Linked DNA regions of Mus musculus: all the other regions are linked to region 3. A link is a loop called in an ENCODE intact Hi-C map of the cell type or tissue named here. Cell type or tissue: left cerebral cortex. All regions are shown on one strand. Links, peaks and the distances in the headings refer to the core of each region. The heading gives the core; the rest is flanking DNA.

The links. A loop is a pair of places that touch in the nucleus more often than their neighbours do. Peaks named below come from ENCODE experiments on the same cell type or tissue, not always from the same donor. Only the 100,000 strongest peaks of a DNase experiment are listed, where the experiment ranks them.
Region 1: a loop joins it to region 3, with 4 times the contacts of the local background. A loop is called at or near these places in 6 of 42 quality-filtered maps.
Region 2: a loop joins it to region 3, with 2.2 times the contacts of the local background. A loop is called at or near these places in 6 of 42 quality-filtered maps.

The regions. Positions count from the first base shown.
Region 1 is chr3:141,884,568-141,890,698 of GRCm38, reverse strand. All of the region lies in intron 2 of Bmpr1b (bone morphogenetic protein receptor, type 1B), which reads left to right. Among named protein-coding and RNA genes, the nearest start is that of Gm15689, 200 kb to the right of the region's middle. In left cerebral cortex, for the core only: a CTCF peak has its summit at 3,025 (motif pointing left); a DNase peak (open chromatin) is centred at 3,006.
Region 2 is chr3:141,897,188-141,903,318 of GRCm38, reverse strand. All of the region lies in intron 2 of Bmpr1b (bone morphogenetic protein receptor, type 1B), which reads left to right. Among named protein-coding and RNA genes, the nearest start is that of Gm15689, 220 kb to the right of the region's middle. In left cerebral cortex, for the core only: a CTCF peak has its summit at 2,757 (motif pointing right); no DNase peak of the experiment used is centred there.
Region 3 is chr3:142,027,002-142,033,132 of GRCm38, reverse strand. The region is part of intron 1 of Bmpr1b (bone morphogenetic protein receptor, type 1B); the gene reads left to right. Among named protein-coding and RNA genes, the nearest start is that of Bmpr1b, 140 kb to the left of the region's middle. In left cerebral cortex, for the core only: no CTCF peak of the experiment used is centred there; a DNase peak (open chromatin) is centred at 2,765.

The DNA.
Region 1 (6,131 bases), core at 479-5,478, 140 kb after region 3:
CAGAAATTAAAAAAAGAAAAAAAAAGTGGGTAGTGAGAGAAACTTTCTGTCTTACAGTTTCTTGCATCCTTCTCCAAGAAATGTAAGCTCCACAAAGCCAGTCCTTGCACATGCCCCTGTGTGCACATGCATGTGCACCCCCACATGCACACACAGACACAACACGCATGTGTGTATATGCACACAGTTTTGACTTTTCTCTTTCTTAGCTCAGAAAGTGGAATGGAACAACTCAGAGAACTAAAACATCTGACACACAAAACCCAAACGACAAGAAAGTATGGTTTAGCTCCTCGGTCCCGACAGTGTATTGTTTACTCTACTTTATGACAGCTGAAACATTGCATACATTATTTAAGCTTTCATATTAAATGTATTGAACTCAGGCTGTCATTACACCAGCATTGTCCAAAAATATTTAAAGTCAAATGTTATGATTGTGTAAAGTCCTCCTTGTAGCATCCTTTATTTATAGCTTTTGACATTCTAAGTTCCTTTATTGGAATGGCATTCCATTCTCAATTTATAGATTATAAACATCAGAATTACATTTTTACAATTCTTTTCTTTTCCTTCCTTCCCTCCTCCTCTCCCTCTCATTCCCTCTTTCTTTCTTTCTTTCTTTCTTTCTTTCTTTCTTTCTTTCTTTCTTTCTTCCTTTCTTCCTTTCTTCCTTTCTTCCTTTCTTCCTTTCCTTCTCTTCTCTTCTGTTCTTTCTTCTTTCCTTCCTTTCTTTCTTTCTCTCCTTCCTTCCTTCCTTCCTTCCTTCTCTATATGGCCTGGCTGACCTTGAATGCCTCCTCCCTCTGATGTTGCTACTTTCTGAGAACTAGGATCATAGGCATACACCATAACAACCATTCATATCTGATGCTAGAACTTAGTGAATCCCAGCCAAGTCCTAGACCAACTGAGCTACATCCCCAGCCTTCAAATCCTACTTTGAAAGACAAAGTTTAAAAGTATGAATACAGTGACTTAAATATGATTCCAAATGAAGGTTTTGTAAAAATAGTATATATGCCATTTTTATCTAGATGGCTATAATTAATTTTAATAAGAAAATGTACACCCTTGGAACAACAAGAGAAATGTCTGTTTGTAATTCATGCCAATTTTTGTTTGGTTTCTAGAAAATTTTTCTATAAGATATGCAGTGTAGGAAAAATAAACAAATAAATAAACAAGCATCACCAAGAACAGCAAAGACCAGAGCCTTATGCACAGCACTCACATTCTAAGCAGTTCATTTACAGAATTTTCTTGAGACTCTAAGAAGGGCTTTGAATATTTTAATTTCATTTCAGTTAATTTTGTCATCATAAATAAACTGTTAAGTGCACTGGTAATGACTGTAGTTAACAACTGAACTCCAAGATTAGATTATGTGTATACACATACACACCAATTTTATACTATGTAGTAAAAATATGTGAATTATCGATATATTTCTGTCTTTTGGTCAATACTCACTGTAGCTAAAGTGTCCTTTAGTTATCAGGCAATTAAGATTAGAAACATAAAGATCTTAAATGTCCTCAAGGGTTTATTTTTAATTTTGTAGAGAGGAAATATATATCTGGTACAAGGCAGACAAACCTCCTATCTTTCTGACTCCACGGTTACACTTTCATTATTGCATATATTGTACATATTGCCTGTTCAGTTTAAACTGGCGTTGTGCTTCACGATGTCCTTGCCTTGTTTGGCAGCACCACAGAGTAAGTTCTGGCACACTGGCAAGTTGAACATCCACCTTGATTAGCCTCAGCACTCTCAGAAACGGGGAACTGAAGGTAAGAGCACCTCAGAAAGTCACAGCTCCTGGCTTGAAAATCACCCAGGATCTAGCTGGTTTTATGGCTGTTTTTATGGCGTTATCTTCATTGAACCCACTGCTCAGTTTCTTTTCCAGCATTGTTGACCTAACTGACATATTAAGTAGGTGTGGCCATAAGGATTCAGCATGATGTTTAATGTCTGAAAACATCATGGTGACTTGCTAACTGGATCTTTTCCTTATGTTGAAGATTGTATCAAAATGCTTATGACTACTTTATGTTCTAAAATATTTTGCATAATGTATATCGCAGTAAACATTTTTATTGACTCTCTGTAAGTTCAAAGGATTACAAAGTCTGGGCAAAAGCCTAGCTGTTGTCTAAAATATAGGCGTGATGGTACAATACCTTTAAGTTCCTCTACACTGACTCAGGCTCATAATTTGGCATCAGTGCAAAATAAGTGCGTGCAAATGTAGCTCGACATGAATTGAACACCACAAAACAAGTGAGGGAGTGTTTACTTTCATTCTGTTGCTTTGTGATCTCTAGCAGGTTTTGAGCCTGATATTATAACATGGGCATTTTGATCGTTCAACACATCCAGAGTGGTGTGGTAATGTGAGTGTGCATGCATAGGGAAAGAGGCATAGTGGTGGGGAACAGGGACCTGCATAGGTGTTTCATGAGAAAGACCCTGTTTTCTAACTCTGGTCCATCCCTTAAGGATCTACCCAATGAATACTGTCATTCGCCACATTCTTTTTGGAGGCTTAGTCACTAAGGCCAATTAGTAAGAGGGTAGCTGAGCTGAGCAGGGGAGCCCATTTGTCAGGCTCTATTGGTCAGTGACCATATCTGTCACTTGACAGTCTCTGAGCAATAACACCGCTGGGAACCAGGGCCTTTCCATTCAACTCTGAGTCTCAAAAAGCAAGCTTTTCCTCCTTCCTCCTACCTCCCCCCCCCCCAATATGCAGTTTTGCTCTGGTCATTTTAGAATCAAAATTCCATTTGTCAGTTTTCTAAAATATTAGACAAACAACTAACTGTTCAAAGAAATAAACAGGTATTTAAATCACCGACTGAAAATAAAAAGGAACTTTATTGACATTATTAAATATACGAATGGGACCAAGGATTGCTAGCAGATTTCAACAATTCAGCACTTTAGCTTATTCTCCCACTTCTTTACCCAAGACAATGTGCAAACCTTTGATTTCCACTTCTTGCTCCTGTCTGCCCTCTAATGGAAATTTTGTAGAATAGAAAAGACAGCCAATATTTCAAGACCTTAACAATGATAATAGAGTGGAAGTGAAATTCTAATGTGGAAAGGAAAAAAAAAATTCACAGGGTCCAACCCTTAGTCAAAAAACTACAGGCAACTAATGACCACTGAGATGTTCTTTTAATAAAACATCTGATATTTGGGCTATTTTCATTGTTTCTGATGTGCTTATCTTGATAGTTACATATTTAACCTTCTGCTTCCTATTTCAGCATTATTATCATTGTTAAAAATGTATTACATTTTAAACAAAATGATTATTTTTGTAAGTGCATGTAATAAATTACTATTTTTTAGGCAATAGTGATATATACTGTTTTGCTCATAGCCCTGAAACCCTGCCTTCTATCTGTGAGGTTTTTATCTGTGGATTTTATTTGAGTTCAGTGTAATATGATCTATGAAACTAACTCTTTTATAAATCCCTTCCCACAATTATAACTTTAAAGCCACACAGCTTCTAATTGGCTGTTCTGCACTACTGTGGATAGGCTATTCAGGGACTGCACGGCCTTTCTTTGGTTTGCGTAGCCTGCGATGGGTCCAATGGGTCTGTTCACAGCATTGATGATCTAAACTCTCACATCTGCTCTCTTCAGTGTTCTTTTCCGGTTTTTACTCAATTTGTCCCGAGTTTTCTGGCAACTGTGAACTGTGACCTCATTCCTAGTAAATTAACCTCGGACTAATAAATATCAACTGCATACACATCTATAAATTATCTCCTTGATCTGACTATCCGGACAGAAGCAAGACACTCCTTCCTAGTTCTGCCATATTGACAGCTTGCCATTTAGTCAATGGTAATCTAGTCGGAAGGAGGCACTTTCTCATCTCTCTGCCTTCGTTTACTTAGGTCATGTTGCATGAAAACCACCTTGGGTAGTTAAATGCTACCTCTGTTTAAGTAATTATTGAATTATTGTCTCGATTATGAGATAGTGATAGTTACCTATCTTTTTGGTGCTGTTAATGTCTTTCTGGTTTAAAACAGCTTGCATTCTGTCTGCATAAGGGTTGAATGCAATAATGCGTCTTCATCGTCTTTATATGAGGAGCAGCTTTTACTTGAGTTTTTTCAGTGTTTCTAAGTTGGCTTTTGATTAAAAAAAAAAAGATCCTTAGAGTTACTAGACTTGGATATTTGTCTTTTGTAACTGAAGTGCTTGACCCAAGATTGTCTGTAAAATATTTCAGGCTGAGTATTCATGATTCATAATATAGAGTTTAGAACCATTATTAGAGTGTTGTTGTTGTCATTTTTGTTTTGTTTTTAATTTCAGGGTATTTGCTTCTATATAATGAGATACCTTTGGGGTGGGACTGAGGTTAAATGAGAATTAACCTGTTTCATTTTCTATAGACACTATAGATTGCTATAGACACTATAGATTACCTGAGAGTAAATTTATGAAATATTTTAAAATAATTTTACATAAAAGTTTATAAACCTACAGGGTTGCAGATCTCTTTAGCTCCTTGGATACTTTCTCTAGCTCATCCACTGGGGGCCCTGTGATCCATCCAATAGCTGACTGTGAGCATCCACTTCTGTGTTTGCTAGGCCCCGGCCTAGTCTCACAAGAGACAGCTATATCACGGTCCTTGCAACAAACGCTTGCTAGTGTATGCAATGGTGTCATCGTTTGGAGGCTAATTATGGGATGGATCCCTGGATATGGCAGTCTCTAGATGGTCCATCCTTTTGTCTCAGCTCCAAACTTTGTCTCTGTAACTCTTGACTCTAGCTGCATATGTATCAAAAGATGGCCTAGTTGGCCATCACTAGAAAGAGAGGCCCATTGGACACGCAAACTTTATATGCCCCAGTACAGGGGAACGCCATGGCCAAAAAATGGTAATGGGTGGGTAGGGGAGTGGGGGGGAGAGGGTGTGGGGGACTTTTGGGATAGCATTGGAAATGTAATTGAGGAAAATACGTAATAAAAAAAAAAGAAAAAAAGTTTATAAACATTGAACTATGTGACTTAGCATTTAAACATTAAAAAGATTTGGAGGAGGGCTAGAAAGATGGCTCAGCAGTTATGAGCACTGTTGATCTATCAGAGGTCCTGAATTCAATTCCCAGTAACGACATGGTGGCTCACAACCATCTGTAATGTGATCCTATGACATATTCTAGTGTGTCTAAAGACAGCTACAGTGTACTCACATACACAAAATAAGTCTTTAAAAGAAAGGATTTGGGGTTTGAGGATATTTCAGATTTGGGGTTGTTGGGAATGTTTAACCTATACTGAATAGCTTGTTGATAATCAACAATATAGAATGAAGTATGCTTATTTTCCAAAAACTGTCACAAACATGCACATAAACACACAAAAGCATGGTCAACCAACTGGGCATGGCTGGCTTGTACCTGTAATCCTAGTACTCAGTAGAGTGAGTTAGGAGGATTTCAAGCTGAGGACATTTTTAACTATGGAGTGAATTCAAGGCTAGCCTGGGCTATATAATGAGACATCACCTTGAAAGAAAAGAGAAAACCAAACCAAACCAAAGCTTGCCATTAAACCATTAGTATACTTAATGTCAGTGCTGCCAAGAACCCATTCACATGGCTCAGCGGTGAGTCCCATGTGTGATGATGAGCTAAGGAACGTGGCCATCTTTAATGTGAAACTTTTATTTTTCTGGTTTATTCCTTGTTGATGTTTTTCATTTCGTATCAGGATGTCAAAACAACCTCTTCCCCATTTTGAACAGAAAGGCAGTTTGTAAATTCACTTGAATTACCTCTTAACCATGATCAGTTCTGATTTGCTAGCCCACGGATAAGTTCAGGTATAGAAACAGGAGTTACAGCCCATTTGGATGCAAAGAGGAAATTTCATGGTGTAAAATTATTCCCTCATAGATAATTTTTCTTCAGCAGGTCCACTATCTGCATAATGGTATGAGCCAACCTCATGTCTCTCATGTACTTGCTTTAGTACAATGTAGAGATACTTACATTTCAACTAGTGTTTTCCAGTTACAATGACATATATGCCTGTTTGCATTTCTCTTTAAAAAGTCTCCCCAGTATCTCTAACTTA
Region 2 (6,131 bases), core at 791-5,790, 130 kb after region 3:
CTCCATTTATGGGTTACTGCAGAGATTATTGTTTTCCTACTTGAAGCATGCCAAACCCGGTAGCCCTGATACAGTAGAAGATCTATTGGCAACACATTTACTACATAAAATTTTGAGATGATATTCAAATATTTTAGAGAAGACATCCATAATATCTGTATATTCTCTTCATATGAAAAATAGGGAGTTAGAATCTAGCAAAATTATTCAACTGCGTTGCCTAACTACGCTACCAAAGGAAGACCTGAGATACATGATTAAATGAAGACAAGCTATGAAATCTATTTCATGCTTTCTGTAGCTCTGGAGCATCTACCCAAGTATGACTTCTGTATCTCTTTAATACATATATACACATTCATGATTACCCTGCAAAGCATAAGATACTATGCAAATATTTATTTACGGTTTAAAATAGTAGCTAATATTGTATGGCATTTACTAATGTCTTACGGGGTATATTGCTTATGACATGGACCACTGTTTATAAGCTACAGTTATGTGAAGTACACCAAAGACAATTTGATATGACACACTAATGGGCCCTAAATGTAAGGGAATCATACTAGTATGTTTATGAGATATATACATTTCTCTCTGTGTCTCTCTCTGTCGCTGTCTGCCTCTCTGTCTCTCTGCCTCTGTCTCCCTGTCTCTGTCTCCCCCGCCCCCTCTCTATTGCTCTCTGTCTCTGTCTCTATCCCTCCCACTCCATGTTTAGGCCAAAGGTCAACCTTAGGGGTCTTCCTCAGTCACTCTCTGTCTTATTTTTGAGACAGCATCTCTCACTGAACCTGGGGATCATCAGTTTGTCTAGACGGTCTGGCAGTGAGTCCCAGAAACCGTCCTGTCTTTGCCCCTGAAGCTGTAGGATGACAGAAGCATGGCTTCTCATGCACCTTTGAAGTGGGTGTGGGATATTCAAATGCTGCTTGCAGAGAGAGCACTCTACTCGCCCAGCCGTCTCTACAGCCCTTGGTATCTGTTTCTCCTGAGCTATCACACTTATATGTCAGTAGTTGTAGGAACCATGACCATGGAGTTTATTCATTCCTTTTTCTGGTAAAGCACATTAGAAAGTGGCTAGTACTGGCTAAAAAATAGAATATATGAGGTATGTGTTAATTTCTACCAATAATGAGTACAAAGAAGTAATTATTCCTGTTCTATTGTATGTTCTTCTCTGTGTGTATTTTCACCTCGCGTGCCATTTTTAATTCACTCTGGATTTTTGTCATATCTTTATGAACTTGTAGTGAAATTTGAACACTTTTCCCTTGCATACCTTACAGTCCAACTTTACTGACAAGTGTTAACCATGCATTTTCCGACAAGTGAAGTAACTGGCATTTATTAGGTATTCTTGTTATGTTCATAAGGTCATGCCCTAAATGCTGTAAATAATATTTCACTCACTAGTGATATACCTGCGATAGTCATCATTGTCGCTATTTTTAAGGTAGAGAAGTTAAAATTTAGAGAAACTAGTAAATTGATCTGAACTCCACTTATGAGCTGAGTCTCCAACCTATGGGCTTTCTTTTGCAAGTTGCTGGCTGGTCACATTGGCCTCAGAGACTGTTCAGAAACTTCTCTCAACTCAGGCTACAGTGTGTGGCCTTTTAGCTAAAATTTTATTTAATTGACCCTCTCTGTCAAAACCTGTGGTTTTTAAACTTGGAAATTGTGTGCCAAGAGGGAGAAGAGAGAAAAATCCAGCTGTGTTACTATCTTCTGTTTTTAGCGTCATGAACTGGAGATCTTACGAAGTCACAGCTACGGAAGAGCAACTCCCCGGACCATCAGAGGCAGACGTAAAGAGTGGGGGTTGTTAGTTCTGTCTCAGTAGGTGATCCATGAGACCCTTATAATAGGAAGTTGTTCACACACCAAACCCATCATAGAAATGTATTGCATGCCTTGGTACCTGGCATCTAGAGTGTGAGATTAAATACCAGGCTTAAAACATTCTGTGAGCAAGGTACTTCTGTATTCCTCAGACCTCCGTATAGTATAATATGGGTAAAGAAAACAAAATGTAGGAAAAGAAGTCTGCTTAGTGTATCCCTTCTTAGGCTGTTATATGAAGCAGCATGTGATTTTTCTTCAGTCAGAATTAGCCATTTCCTGAGGCACAGTTGAAAGACTAAATTGTGCTTAGAAATAAAGATTTAAACTAAGTGCAAGTCAAGACATAAACATAAATTTAGAGGAAAATCTGTCTTAACATCTCAGTCCTTTAGGGTTCAGATATGGAAAAAGCATGCATAAGAAACAGAGGTGCTTGCTATGCAGCTTAAAACCCATCAGATAAACAAGCGCCCCTCCCACTGGCCATTACTGACTACCACATTTGAGGAGTGTTTCCTTTTTTAAATTACTGTCAAGCATTGGAATGTTTTGTATGTTTCATTTATTCTCATATTATTGGATTCTTTTTTAAGTGTTTGTCAGCCCTTCATAACTTGAAGAAACTAAGTTGTGATGGATTGATTGTGGATCTGTAGCTTCCTTTTAATATTTAAAGACTGACTAAAAGCCTAAAAGCATAGCTTTCCATTCATAACGTCTTCCTAGTGTGTTTACTACACTCAGTACTTTTATCAGTGATCTGCTGTTTCTCAATGGAAAGATAATAATTATGTTATAAGAAGGATCACCCATTTCATTTTCTTTTAAAGAAGATTATTTTTGTTATATTCGTGTGAGTATTTTGCCTGTGTATGTGCACCATCTGCCTGCAGTTCACATAGAGGCCAGAAGAGGGCGGTGGATCTCCTGGATAGAGCTGGATTTAAGGACACTTGTGATTCATCATGTAGGTTTTAGCAACCCAAGCTGACACCCTTGGAAGAGCAGCAGTGCTCCCAACCACTGAGCTATCTCTCCAGTCCCCAAATTTATGTTTTCTTTATTGACTAAATATTGGCACTGTAGTTAACTCACTAGATAAAGTGCTTGTTGAGCAAGCATGAGACCTTGAGTGTAGATCTCTAGCGCCCACATAAAAACAGGGCAGAACTGAGTTCAAACCATAACTCCAGTGCTGGAGTAGGGAAGAAGTTGACAGAGAGGCAGGCAGGTTCTGGGATTCTTGGCTGGACATCGTCACTGCAATGGTGAGCAGTTAGTTGATTAACAGACTTTGTCTCCAAAAAAAAAAAAAAAAAAAAAAAAAACAAAACAAAAAAAAAAAAACCTGAGCATAATGAAACCAAACCAACCCCACCACAAACAACAATAAAAACAGCCCAAAAGATAGAGATAGAAGAAAATACTTAACACTGACCCCTGACATATATGAACATATGATGGATTGATTGTGGATCTGTAGCTTCCTTTTAATATTTAAAGACTGACTAAAAGCCTAAAAGCATAGCTTTTATATGAACATGTATGTTCATATATGTCAGTGTAGTAGTACCCATGCTCAAATGTATTTATACTTCTGAGTCTTCCAAAATTAACATTCCTCAAATCATCATAAAATATGGATACATTTATATTTTTAATTCAAAAGACTAGTAGGAACTTGTTCTAGTCCTCAAGTCATGTTCACACATATCATTGTTTTGACATGTGTTAACACTTGCAATGCGGATACATAACCAGTGATGGATAGAACACTGGCACACAGCAAGACAGAACACCAAATTCCCGTCATTGTTGGAGAAAATGCTAAATAATGCCAGATAATCCAAACAAAACAGAAAAGCTTTAAGACTGTCCTAGGTGGAGCAGTATTAACTTTATTAAATTTCCACCTGAGTGAATGTCACCTTCTGTCAGCAGACATGCAGAATGTGTATGATGAAACCCCTCAGTGTATTGAAGATCCGGGGTTTTCTTGAGATGAATTCCATGGAAAGAACTGTTTCCAGTGGAGAAGGAGTGATGGTCAATGGCTGTGCTGGTCAGTGGTTATGGATGTATTCCTCAAAAGGAATAAAGTGGGCCTGTCACTTCAGGGAAAACAACTGGCATGGTTACCAATGACAGAATGGAAAGCATCAAGGGACAAACAGGATTTTGAGGACAGTGGTGATGGGGCTGAGTCAGTTAGGTGTTCCCTGCACAACCCTGAGACTCTGAATCTGGATCTTCAGAACCTAAAAGCCAGGCTTGCCAGATGCACCAGTAATCCCAGCACGGAGAACATGAAAGCCAAAGGAACCCTGGGGTTTGCTGAGCAGGGAGTTTAGTCTAATCAGTGAGAGGCCCTGTCTCAAACAATAAAGACAAGACCACCTGAGGACGATACATGAAATCAACCTGGGCTTTCCAGATCTGTGTGCACCCTGGCTTCCCCTCAAAAAATTAGGATTCTGAGAGCTCACTGCCACATAACTCATCTGCATCACACAGTGAGCCAGACATTATCAAAACCTACCGCCCCATTCTCTATTGCAACCTAGGATTTTACTTAGGGCCTTACATACGAAAGGGAAATATTCTATTATTGAGCTATTTCTCCAGCCCTAACCTGCAACATATTTAACATAATTGTTTTTTCTCTTGGCTTTTTTTTTTTCATCCCGGGCTCTGACCAAAATCACTCAAATCATTGGCAAGACCTCTACTTGCCCCACCACACAGAATGTGAATTAAAATAACACACTAGCCAAATTAGGAGTGCAGAAAGTTTCACTAAATAGCCACGTGGAGATAATCATGGCCTTCTGAAACCACTGACTGGTTTGTATTGCTTCTCTTCTTTTCTGTTCAAGCCTTAGAAACGCTCTAATTCTTAGAGGTCTTAATATGAGCTAAAGTGGGAGTGGATTGCAAGTCCCAGTACTGTAATTAGGAAGCCAAACAAACTGAGAATGTTTGGAATAGGAAAGGACATATCATAATTAGGAGCAGACAACCTTTTTCTTCAGTGCAGTTCAGAACAAAACACTGTTTCGCAGGGTTCGAAAGACTGGGCCACAGAACTCTTTCTGCATGCTGAGACTTATTCTCATTATCCACAATTCAAATATTCTTCTGCTGAATGCAGTTACAGTTTGGTTTACCACACTATAGTATTTCTCTCTTCGTTTTCTGTTAGGTCATAACCTGCTCCCGGTTATCAAGCAGAATTAAAACACTATCAACTGAGCCAATCTCTATATCTACGTCTACACCCAGATCTACATCTATATCAGGATAACATATGATTTTTATTTAAATACATTGTATATAACTAATCTTAGACACATTACTGCTAGAGCACTCTAATAAGGGTGTATATACCGCTCCCCTACATTTTTTAATAAAAGCTTTCTGTTCATTTAATCCCTATCTCAGTAAGTTTATGAACGCAAACTCACAAGCATAAGTAATTTGAAATGTGCATAATAGCCTGTAAATGCACAGATGTAGACTACAACCTTAAAATCTGCTTGAATTTAAGTGGGTCAAGCAAGGGACACACAGATACATCTGTATCTAATATATACTAAGAACTCTGTATATTCACAGGATCTCATATATATAACAGAAATGATTTCCTGTGTTTTGGGCCAGTTAGGTTTTGCTCTGTTTTCATTCTTCCTGCTTATGGACTTGTGGTTTTAGGTGTTAGAAAGCATACGCGTTCTTCCTCCAAGTGCTTTATTGGTAAGGGTAGGAGGTAGGGGTATTGTATGTTAGGATGTCAGTGGTGTCCTTTAGGGACAACCGTTATACCCTTTGTTTGCCCATTCAGGGAATTGGGTCACCAGTTAAGTCAGCTTCATTTCTTGCACAGAAAAGTGCTTAGACAGGTGTGTTTAGCCAAGTTTTCTCAGATCAGGTAATGAAGTCAGTAAGTATTCCAATAAACAAATACCTTCTCTTGTGTTCCCTGAAATAGGATGTCTGCTGCATATGCCTTATTTAGTCAGCATCATTGTACTGGGTTTCCCCAAACAGACACACTGTAGATTCACAGATCAGTGACATAGCTCAGCCAGGAATTGTGATTCCTACACCTGTTTGGAATCTAGTTACCCTGTTACACGTGTGACTTGGTCCATTGTGAGAGATGGTGCCTGGTTACAGGTTCTGCGTGTAAGTTTCTACGTTTTGATATAAAGCTGTAAGCAAAACCTCTCAGGCTTTCCTTTCAGAGTTCCCTTTTCTTTTCTTCCCAATCAACTCGAACT
Region 3 (6,131 bases), core at 579-5,578:
TCATTTTTTCCACTTAACTGTTTCTTATGTACCTGGCATAATCTAGGGATTTGTAAATGTCTCTTTTAAGTATTTCTCAAAAACAGAATTATGGACTAGAATATTAAGTAATTAAATTATATGCTTTTGAGAAATGTCTGCAAGTTCATCTACTTGGCATTTGATGTCTTTCTCTCTCTCTCTCTCTCTCTCTCTCTCCCTCTCCTTCCTTCTCTCTCTCTCTCTCTCTCTCTCTCTCTCTCTCTCTTTCTCAGACAAAATTTCTCTGCATATGTAGCCCTGACTGGCTGTCCTGAAATTCTATAGACCAGGCTGGTCTCAAACTCAGCCATCTGCCTGCCTCTGCCTCCAGAGTGCTGGGTTAAAGGTGTGGGCCTCTATGGCCTGACTCTGTTTTTCTTCTTAGATGGCATTCCTGCCACTTTCCTTGTCTCCTTGGGAAAGACTTCATTTATTATTTTTTTCTTCATAGTTCTGTTGATAAGAACTTGCTTATTCCTCTGTGGTGTTGTCCCTTAGGTACTTCCTCGGTTTTCCCATAATTTCTACAACACAGCTCCACTTTCCCAGTAAACGCCTTAGTGTACTTGCCTTACTGCTCTCTTGCAATGATTTCCAAACCCTTCATGGACAGACTCTGCCTTCTCTTTTTCTCTCTATCCATATCTCTCAGCAGAGTAACTCATGAAGAATGAATCATGATCGAATGATTGAAATGTCTTCCCTATAAGTTTAGCCTTGTGCCATTTATATAATGAAGAACAATTAGAAGAATGTGAGTTTTCATTTTTGTGGCACTTCTAGTGTTAAATGTCTTTGAAATTCTACTCTCTTTTTTTATTTTTGTGTCTTTGATGTCTTTAATGAAAATACCTCATTAAATTATGCTTTAACAATCTTCAAGATAATGGGCCTAGATTTGAGGACTATTACATAAATTCAAGCTTTAGAGCGCCCCCAAAAGAGAAAGCTTCAGTTGTAATTTTGCAACTGCCTTTTAGCATGCTTGCATGTTAGGTGTGCAGTCCTGTATGTTGGGTGGATTTCAAGTGGGATCACTTTATTGTACATCCTTACACTGCGACCACTGTAGTATGTAACAGATATTTGTGGAGAGAGATGGTGCCATGGTAAACCAAGTTACTGTTTATTCTGTTATTTCTTTCTCATTGCTGCTTTTAGAGTCATCTGAGAACCTTTGAACCCTCTGTTTTCCTATGTGTAAACTGGCTTTGAACACCTGATCCTTTGTGTACCTTTGGGACAGGGATACACAGAAAACGTTATCACTGTACCATAACTTTACTCAGTGAAAGAGAAGGGAAGCATTTAAGAGTAAATAAAATACCTGCTGATGCAAAGGTGCTGTGTGGTATGATAGCAAGCATTGCTTTTATTGACTTTGGAAATATGCATGGTATGTGGTTCTTTTTAGGTACACCCTGCAGTAGCTAGTGGTGGGTAGGAGATAAAGTGATAACCGAGTTCCCTTCCTCTCTGAATTTTTTTTGGGGGGTGGGTGTGGGGGAATGGGTGTGGGCATGTAGGTGTATATATATATATATATATATATATATATATATATATATATATAGGTATTTTGTAAACATATGATTTGGTTCATTTTAGGCATCTGTAACATTCACAGATATTTCAGTCAAGTGTGTAATCTTCCCATGTAATGCTTCAGAGTTTGTTATATGAAATCATTCATTCTCCTTAGTGCTAATTCACAGCAAATTATATCATCCTTTTCAGGTTGATTTCATAGAGTGTTAAGTGCTGTTTAAATCTTTGGTAGATATGAAGCCATTTATTTTGCTCTAATGACTTAAAATAGCATGAGCTTATCAAGAGGAGCTTTTCCCTACTTTATGTATAGCCCAGTCTGTCCTTGACTCACGAGCGTGCCTCTGCCTTTAGGTCAGTGGGCTCTTGTCCCAGTCATGTTTTCTTTTTCCCTTCGTTCCTAATTTCTCTCAGGAACAAATGGCAGCACAGTTCGGCATGAGAAACTTGTAGCTGAAGGTGCTAACCTAAACATCAGTGCCAGGATATGAGCGAGACTTAATAGACTAATTAATTCGTCTACTGCACCCTGACCTGGGAATTACACACAACGGGCTATACTTATGGAACCCAGGGCCTGGGATCCAGAGTAGGGAAAAGGCAACTTTTGTGTGCTTTCTCCACCAACACACAATGAATACTGGGTTCCTTTTAGAAAACAGGTATTGAAAATGGAGCCTTATTCCAATGCATGCCTTTGAAAGCATGGTGCTGTATGGTTCTTGTCTTTGTTATTGTAGTTCCCTTGTTTACTGGTTATGGTTTTAACAAATAAAACCTTCATGTTTCTGATCCTAATATGATAAGGTGCTGACCTCTAGGGGGCCACAATTATTACCATAACACCATGGTTTCTGTATTATCTATTCTGATACGGTATGTTCTCCTAAAATCACTGTAACTAAGAAAAAAAGGGACCGTGAAGCTTGACTGACACTTCAGAACGTGTTTCTGTTATGCTTTTCTCACTATGAGATCTCAGAATTCACACTTCTCTCAGCAGGAGGATTATTTTTGTTTCCTCTTATGTTCTTTACTTCATTTGTCCATCATAGAAATACTTCTAAAAACTATAGTTCAAGGCGGCTCACATTTGAGTGCCATAGAATTCATGCCCCTGGATGGCAGCTGAATTGAACAAGTCTATTCATATCAGCCTGCCATCTTATGGAATCTGTGCTGACTAAATCCATTCCTATATGAATTTTATTTAGAACAGTGTCTTAACATTTCAGTAGCTTTGGGCATTGGAGATGCTCACTAAACCACAGATGTTTCTTGAGCTAGGCAGTCTTCCAGGTATGGTTGATATGGCTGTGAAGTCTGGCATTTCCTGATCCTGCTGTGGCTTGCATAGTGGAAGCCACACACAGAGAAGACCCATAATTATGTTGCATGAGACAAGGCTGTGAAGGAAATAGAGCCATGAGTGAAATCTATAAAGTAACTGGTGTGGGGGGTACTAGAGGAGACAAGCTAGGTCAAATAGATCTGAGGCCTCAGTCATGAGATGATAGCTTCTGGGTACATGTTGATCTCATACAGTTGTTGGCAGTACCTTTACTTGAAGAAAGAGTAAAATTCATATCCTTCTCAGTATAGGCTCGGCACAGAATTTATATGGTTGATTTTCTAAATCATTGATGCACAAATGTACTTCAAAGATATTGAATCATTGACATTAATAGAAAGCCATAAATCCACTTTGCATGTGAAGTTAGCTGTGCCAATTTGCTCATAAAAGTTAGGTGCGGTGTTAGGACGGCAATTTGAATGGACTCTGGGGTCAAGGAATTCCAAGAGAAGGTAAGCAGTTTAAATGCCACAGAATGACCGAGTTAGAGTTTCTTTTTCTGCTTTCAGATGAAACTTTTTGTTTCTGTTTTTTTTTTTTTTTTTTTTTTTTTAAAGAAAGTGTGATGAGCAGATGTGCTTGTACTCTTCTGCTTGGATGGGATTTGGGATTTGGGGGTGGGGGGTGGGGAAGAGAAGGATCAGAAGATGGAATTTGCATGTGTCAGAATATGTTTGAAAGACATTCCAAGATCCCTAAGTAGGTAAATGGTTTCCAGGTTAGGCCTTAAAATATTAACCTTGTCTTGTTTCTTCTTGTCAAGAATGGGTTTGACTTTCCATGGAGATTCCTGCTAGAGGCTGTTCACGGGTCTCATCCCTTGCTTCTCAGACCCTTTATGGACAGACACCACCTTCCCTTTTTCTCTTCATCTTTAGCTCTCAGCACACTGATGCTGGGGTATTAATTCCCATGCATTGAATAAATAAACTCTGTGCTCTATAGGTTTAATACCCCCTAATTCATAGGGTGAAAGACAGTTATAAGAATATGAATTAGTTCCTATTCTTAGGTTGGCTCATGAGATAACCTAGGGCCCTAAAATACACACAGTATATACAAGTAAGTTATTTGAGCCTGAACCGTTATGTGGACATCTATACAGAAAAATGCATACCTTATGTGGATGGGAAATGGCAAATAGACGTTGTGGGGTGTGTAATGTTTCTGTGCTAGTTGGGAGGACTAAGGTCACTAGTGGTGCTATAGACAGAGGTGTGAGCAGAATTAGTCCTATGTGTTAGAGATGAACTCACAGTGATAAAAGAAAAAGTCTAAATAGGAAAGAGAATAGGTGACCATTACAAGAACTTTAGATGACATCCAGACTTCATATATATATATTTTTTTAACTAGGTATTTTCCTCATTTATATTTCCAATGATATCCCAAAAGTCCCCCATACCCTCCCCTACACTTCCCTACCCACCCACTCCCACTTTTTGGCCCTGGCGTTGCCCTGTACTGGGGCATATAAAGTTTGCATGTCCAATGGCCCTCTCTTTCCAGTGATGGCCAACTAGGCCATCTTTTGATACATATGCAGCTAGAGTCAAGAGCTCCGGAGTACTGGTTAGTTCATAATGTTGTTCCACCTATAGGGTTGCAGATCCCTTTAGCTCCTTGGGTACTTTCTCTAGCTCCTCCATTGGGGGCCCTGTGATCCATCCAATAGCTGACTGTGAGCATCCACTTCTGTGTTTGCTAGGCCCCAGCATAGCCTCACAAGAGACAGCTATATCAGGGTCCTTTCAACAAAATCTTGCTAGTGTATGTAATGGTGTCAGCATTTGGAGGCTGATTATGGGATGGATCCCTGGATATGGCAGTCTCTAGATGGTCCATCCTTTTGTCTAAGCTCTAAACTTTGTCTCTGTAACTCCTTCCATGGGTGTTTTGTTCCCAATTCTAAGAAGGGGCAAAGTGTTTGTTCTTCTTGAGTTTCATGTGTTTTGCAAATTGTATCTTATATCTTGGGTATTCTAAGCTTCTGGGCTAATATCCACTTATCAGTGAGTACATATTATTTGAGTTCTTTTGTGATTGTGTTACCTCACTCAGGATGATGCCCTCCAGGTCCATCCATTTGCCTAGGAATTTCATAAATTCATTCTTTTTAATAGCTGAGTAGTACTCTTGACTGCTTTCCAAACAATAGCTGTGAGCAATATTGATTGAGATCAGAAATGCCGCAGGTAGCACGTCATTTACTCCCTGGAGAGAGTGGAGAGGCAAGCAGATGTAAGGTTAGCCTACACCAGCAGGGTGGGTGGGGTGTCTGAGTGCTATAGGAACAGCTTCCATGGAGTTCAGCACTGTTAGACGATAGAGGCAGAGCCGACTCTTTGGAGAATCCTATTTCCTTTCTATAGTTTCATTTTTTACTTTTAAATATCCCTAGATATTCAAAATTAGAAAAAATATTTTTAAAAGGATTACAGGTTGTGTTTTTTGTTTTTTGTTGTTTTTAAAGACAGGGTTTCGCTGTGTATCCCTGACTGTCCTGGAATTTACTCTGTAGACCAGGCTGACCTTGAACTCAGAAACCCACCTACCTCTGCCTCCCAAGTGCTGGGTGGGATTAAAGGCATGTACTACCACCGCCCAGCTCGATAAGTACCCTTTTTATGGCATCTTTTAAAACTTGAATTTTTTTTTTAATTACAATCATCCTGTATTCTCTTTCCTCCCTCTTGCCTCTCCCAGGTCACTTCCATTCTCTGCTATCTATAAAATTTATGGCCTCCCCTTCTTGACTGTTGTTACATATATGTGAGTGTATTACACATATATGAATATGTGTCTGTTTTTGTTCTTAATAACATACATATAATACACCTATCTGTATAATGTTACTTGTATATAAATGCTTTCAGGGTTGACCATTGATTGGATAACCAATTAGTGTACTCTTCCCCAGGGGAGACTATTTCTCCTCTTTGCATTCATTAGTTCCTTGTAGTTCTTATGACTAGAGAGACAAGGCTTAGCAAGTTGTCCCCTTCTATGGTAGCCTGCCTATTGGTGTCTTATGGGTTTCTTTCTTTCTCTTTCTTTCTTTCTTTCTTTCTTTCTTTCTTTCTTTCTTTCTTTCTTTCTTTCTTTCTATATTTTTTAACATGAGTGAGATTGTCGCGCAATGATATGTTTCTAAGGTCTTTTATTTTTTAAAGTTTATATACTTTATGTCCAAGTGCTTTTTCTGCAT